2 separate regions of the Homo sapiens genome follow, and region 2 is linked to region 1. A link is a contact called in ENCODE Hi-C or POLR2A ChIA-PET data. All regions are on one chromosome and are shown on one strand. The core of a region is the stretch at or near the end of the contact, and the rest is flanking DNA. Distances in the headings are between cores, read along the strand shown.

Region 1 (3,013 bases), core at 203-2,702:
ACTTTGTCAGAGGCTCAAAGGTGGGGCAGACGAGTGGGAAAGCTTTATAGAAGTGAAGAAAAGCCCCCGGTATGCTCTGATTGGAAGTTGTTGGCATGGGAAAGCTGCAGGTGGGCTACTAGAAGCGGGGGTATTTTATGTGATGGGTTTGCGGAACATATTTGGCTTTCTCTGGTTGGTGCAGAGGTGGAACTAGGGGTAAAAATAGGGAAGTTGCACTTTGGAAGTCCCAGGCAGGAAGATCGCTTGAGTCCAGGAGTTTGAGACCAGCCTGGGCAACATAGTGAGACCCTGTCATGAAAAAATATTTAAAATTTTTCAAAAATTGCACATCTGTAGTCGTAGGTACTTGGGAGGTTGAGGCAGAGGATCTCTTGAGACCAGGAGATCGAGGCTGCAGTGAGCTAAGATCGTGCGACTACATTCCAGGCTGGGCAACATAGCAAGACCCTGTCTCAAAAAAGAAAAAAAATAGGGAAATTGCCAGTCGTTGACTACTTCCTGACTGTTCTGGTTCAGCTGCTACCAAGGTTGTGGTCTGGCTTCCTGGGCTTCTTATGTGGTTCAGAGTTCTGTTGTCACATACTATCTGGCCATTCATGTATATTGCGTTTCTGAGACCATACTCTGGGAAACACATGGTCCTCTGGTGGTGGTGAAGGTCCCTGTGAGCTAGGGACCATCTGTCAACACTCTTATCACTACTAGTGTCTATCCCTATCAGGCACTAGAAGCACTTAATAAAATCTTGCGAATGAATGAATGAATGATATACAAAAATATTTGATACTGGCTTTAGTTGGAACAAGAAAATGAACTTTGTGTACCACATAGACATCTGTGACTAGAGTGGCCGTCACCAGAAAGGCTGCTCCTTCCAGCTGCTATGCTCTAAATACAATAACCTGAATCTTAGCACGACTGGACTTCGCCTGGACTTCGCCTTGGCCCCGGCTGCCCAAAGTTTCTCTCAAAGCTTCAGCTTAACCCCTGATGTGCTCACCAGCACCAAGGCGCCCTCCTGAGTGCTTTGCTGGGGGTGGGATGGCGTTTGTGGGAAAGGCCGGCTACTTCTGGCATTTCAACGGCGCCTCCAATCCCTGACCTTTAGTTGTGCCCCATTCTCTCCACTCTTTCCCCCTTCTCTGTCCTCACGATTGAGTCTGGGCTGGCGAAGCCTACTGAGGGAGGGGAGTGTACACACATGCACACGCGCGCGCGCGCACACACACACACACACACACACACTCATATATGGTGTTATTAATAATTCAGGACTCAGAGTTTATCTAAGAGAAGACGCTCGACCGGGTGTGAGAGAGCGCGCGGGACAGAGAGCGAGCCAAGGAAGGGGAAGGCGGCGGCGCGCGCTGTCTCCTGGGGAAGCAGTCCCACCTGCTGTGGGGGGCGCCGCTGGGGAGGGGCCGAGCCGTGCTCACGCCTGCACGCCCCGCCCCGCTCGCCGCACGGCCCGGCGACGGGGGAGTTCCCGCGAGTGGCCTCGCGCCCAGACCGTGCGGGGGGCTGTTCGGGTGGAGGCGGGGGAGCCGCCGGGACACCAAAATAGGAGCTGCTTGTGGGGTGGAGCGGCACTAGCTGGCGGCTTCCGAGCGCCTCTTCCAAAGATGGTCAGAGGGGCCGGAGGCGTCCCCGCTCCCGCTCGCTACTAGCCCGCGGGCCAGCGCCGCGTCCCGAGCCCCGGCGGGAGGTAGGTGCGGTGTGGACCCGCAGCCCGAGGCCGGCCTGCTGGGAGCGAGCGGGGCCGGGCGCGGGGAGCGGGGCCGGGCGCGGGCAGCGGGGCCGGGCGCGGGCAGCGAGGCCGCGCGGGAGAGGAGCGCAGACAATGGCCGCGCGGGCGCCGGGCCGGGCCGAACGCGTTGCGCTGGGGCTGCCTGCGGCGTCCTTCCCACACCTGCGCGGAGCGCCGGGCAGAGGGACGCGGGCACCGGGCCCGCGGGCGGCACGCGGCGCCCTCGAGTCCAGCCCCGCTCCTGGCCCCGGGGCGGGGCGGTCTCCGGGCGGGAACGTGGGCCGGGGCCCAGGCGCGGGGCGCGCGGAAACCCCTGCGGCGGGCGCGGGGGAGGGGGCGAGGGCTGCAAGGGCTGCGCCGAGCTGCCTTCCTTTCTCTCCTTCCTTAAGCGAAAGGGCTCGGGATTTCCCTTTTCCGAGACCTCTTCTTGTCCATTTATATTTCCATCATCCCTTTCTTGGCATTTCGATGTGATTTGAAAGGGAGACGAGCTTGGGGAAAAGGTTGAATTGGGGCCGAGCCGAGACAGCTGAGGTCCGGCCTCGAGTGGGGTGACCCTCGGACACTTGCCTTGCCTAGTGTGGGATCTCATCTCCGAACGCCAGGCCAGGGTAGATTGCGGTGAATGGAATAGCAAATCAGTACTCTCAAAAGGACTACTGAAAAATCCAGGAGCCTCATTTCAAGCTCCGAGCTACCCTGAATTTAAATTGACCACCATATAAATGATCAAACAGTCCATCCACATTTTGCATTTATTATTTAGATGCTGAACTTAGTCCAGTTTTGGAGTATATCCGATGATAGTCAAGTTATTTAGCGTTGATTATTTGAGAGAATGTGCAACATTGAAAACACATTTGTTATTTCATATTTATTGCAGCCATGGCTCTAAAAGGACAAGAAGATTATATTTATCTTTTCAAGGATTCAACACATCCAGTGGATTTTCTGGATGCATTCAGAACATTTTACTTGGATGGATTATTTACTGATATTACTCTTCAGTGTCCTTCAGGCATAATTTTCCATTGTCACCGAGCCGTTTTAGCTGCTTGCAGCAATTATTTTAAGGCAATGTTCACAGCTGACATGAAAGAAAAATTTAAAAATAAAATAAAACTCTCTGGCATCCACCATGATATTCTGGAAGGCCTTGTAAATTATGCATACACTTCCCAAATTGAAATAACTAAAAGAAATGTTCAAAGCCTGCTTGAGGCAGCGGATCTGCTACAGTTCCTTTCAGTAAAGAAGGCTTGT
Region 2 (2,700 bases), core at 20-2,519, 65 kb after region 1:
AGTTAGTTCTCATACTGCAATAAAGACATACCCAAGACTCGGTAATTCATAAAGAAAAGAGGTTTAATTGACTCATAGTTCCGCATGTCTGGGGAGACCTCAGGAAATTTACAATCATGGTGGAAGGGGAAGAGGCATGTCTTACACAGTGGCAGGTGAGAGGGAGCGAGCAAGAGCAGGGAAAACTGCCCTATAAAACCACCAGGAGAACAGCATGGGGGAAACCATCCCCATGATCCAGTCACCTCCCACCCTGTGTGTGGTTCCTCCCCTCCACACTTGGGGATTATGGGGATTACAATTCGAGATGAGATTTGTGTGGGGACACAGAACCAAACTATATCAGTCGCCATGCTTGGGGGGCAATTGTTTCAAGTCACTTTGTCCCTTACTACCTGCTTCATCCATTTTCATGTTCTTCGAATTTGTGATACAAAGAAGAATGTATAGCCAATCAATAGCTTGTTATTGTAATGTAAGTTATCGGTAAACAATTTAGGAACTGCCTCTTCTTTTTTCTTTAAAAGCTACTTGTAAGTGCTGCTAATCAGAGCATATATTCAGGGCAATTTGAATCCATGCTCTCATGTGGCAGTCCTCAAACTTGGCTCAAATAAACTGTCTACTTATATTAATTTTGCCTCAGTTTTTCCCTTTAGGTTGACAATATTGCATCAAGTTGAATACTCACAGCAATTGTATGAACTAGGTAGTATTTATTACCGGCCCTATTTATACCTGAGGAACAGAGAAGTTGAACAACTTGTCCAAGATCACAGTTTCACAGCAGGAGGACCATTATTTGAAGCAGGCAGTCTGATTCCAGACACCCAGTTTTTACACGCTGTACTGTATTGTTTTCAAAACTCTAAGATTTCATGGATCTTTGATTTTTTTTTTAAATTTCACTTGTCCTTTTTTTTTTTTTGAGAACTACTACAACACGATGTGTGTGTGTATTCACACACATTTTTGGAAAATATCTGAAAAAAAACCCAAAGCACTTCACATGAATGGAGGGCCAAAGGAAGGGCTGGGGTACAGACGCCGTCCAGAAATACTTAAAAATAAATGTTTATACTAACACAAACTAGCAGCCATTCCCCTACAACCTGGAGTACTTTTTAACCCAATCTGTTTGGGATTGAGGGCGGGACTCCAGGGTCCCTGGGAGGCCCCGGCAGCCGCGCATGCTCAGAGCACAGGGACCGCTCCACCTCGTCCGTGGCCCTGCCCACCCAGGCCGCAAGAGCTGCCGGGACGGTCCCCATCTTCTTGGAGCGCTTTAGGCTGGCCGGCGGCGCTGGGAGGTGGAGTCGTTGCTGTTGCTGTTTGTGAGCCTGTGGCGCGGCTTCTGTGGGCCGGAACCTTAAAGGTGAGTAACTCTCGGTGGCTAATGAGAAGCTACAAAAGGGTCCGCTTTGCTGGTGCGCGACTGCGCGTTTCCGTTCTTTACTGCTTCTCGCGGCGTCCGTCCGCCCCTCGCCTTCCTCACGTTCAGGCCGAGCGCCGCGTGGGCCGCAGCCGGAGGCGGCGGAGCCGAGGGGGCGCGGGCGGCGGCGAGGCTGCCCCCGCGAGGAATGCGGGATCCTGGGGTTCCCCGCACGTGGCTGGTGCCCAGGCAGTTCCGCGGTTGCTTAGAGACGGGACTGTGGCTGCCCTCATCCCCATTGCGTCTTTTTTTTTTTTTTTTTTTTTTACCTCCACCGCCTTCTAGTCTCACCGAAGGCTTGTGGCCATCTCTGTAAAGTTTCTGGGGAGGTGGGCACGGGGTAAACGCCGGAGGGTTCTGTGGAGCCTATGGGACTGACTGGAGGCCAAAGAACTTTGGGCCGCAGATGTACACCAGCGTCACTCTTTTGGTCTGTTAGGGCCTTCATCGCTCACATCAGGTTTCAGTGTGAAACGGGAAAACGTGGGTAATATTTCATTTACAGTCGTACATTCTGGAAAAGTATCTGATGAAACGCAGTTCCAAAATTAGGCCAAATAGGTTTTGCAGGGTCTAAATAGTTATTTTATTTCATCGTTTGCTTTGTAGGGGGCCCTAGATCACGGTAGTAACTTAGGAGTGTAGATTGTGATAGACAAGACAATGCATAAAATTGAGTAATTTCTCTAGGGGGATGTGGATCACACAGTACCCCGTTGCAAGTGCTTCCTATGTGTATCCATGGTATCGAATGCAATTGCAGTGTGTCAGGGGATGCTTCCAGGAAGTGTACCTACATCAGTTCATAACTAGAGTCAACTAATGGCAATATTCTCGATGATTTGTTCACATAACTTTTGTACAGTTGGGATGACTGGGTGGCTTAGTAGAGTCCTGGAGGCAAGTACTTTGTAAGTAGAAGACTTGGTTTGTAATTTCTAGCAAACTAATAGCACAGCTTCCTTTTTTCATTGCAGTGCTAATGTCAGGAATACGAAACAGGAAACTGGCTATCCAATGTATTAGTAAATTAGTAGGCATACTCCCCAGTTTAATGTTGTGTTAGTATGACCACATTCTCCCATTTTTGTTTTCGTATGTTCCTTAGCATAGAGTATCTAAGGAACTGTAACATTTTTCACCTTAAAGTTATGATGTCTAACTTGGTAACAAGGTTTGGGTAAGTCAGTTGTGACTACATTTTAAAAGAAATGAGGCCGGGCGCGGTGGCTCACACCTGTAATCCCAGCACTTTGGGAGGCCGAGGC

The links. A loop is a pair of places that touch in the nucleus more often than their neighbours do. ChIA-PET counts read pairs that join two places held with the same protein, here RNA polymerase II (POLR2A). Pooled maps may share reads with other maps.
Region 2: a map of tibial artery shows a loop between it and region 1 (8-fold over the local background). The contact joins the promoter of SSB here to the promoter of KLHL23 in region 1. A Hi-C loop is called at or near these places in 3 of 168 maps with a recorded cell type or tissue (endothelial cell of hepatic sinusoid, gastrocnemius medialis and tibial artery), 9 of 37 single-sample maps with no recorded cell type and 15 of 50 pooled maps. POLR2A ChIA-PET finds 5 or more read pairs at or near these places in 9 of 52 experiments (H1, HCT116, HEK293 and 6 more).

What each region holds. Positions count from the first base shown.
Region 1 is chr2:169,732,380-169,735,392 of GRCh38, forward strand. KLHL23 (kelch like family member 23) reads left to right here and starts at 1,453. Exons shown (of 4, transcript NM_144711.6): 1 at 1,453-1,708; 2 at 2,634-3,013. The coding sequence starts at 2,636. The region is part of intron 3 of PHOSPHO2-KLHL23 (PHOSPHO2-KLHL23 readthrough); the gene reads left to right. RefSeq lists silencers at 1,324-1,763, 1,784-1,853, 1,964-2,143.
Region 2 is chr2:169,797,602-169,800,301 of GRCh38, forward strand. SSB (small RNA binding exonuclease protection factor La) reads left to right here and starts at 1,270. Exons shown (of 12, transcript NM_003142.5): 1 at 1,270-1,375. RefSeq lists an enhancer at 1,053-1,553 and a silencer at 1,505-1,704.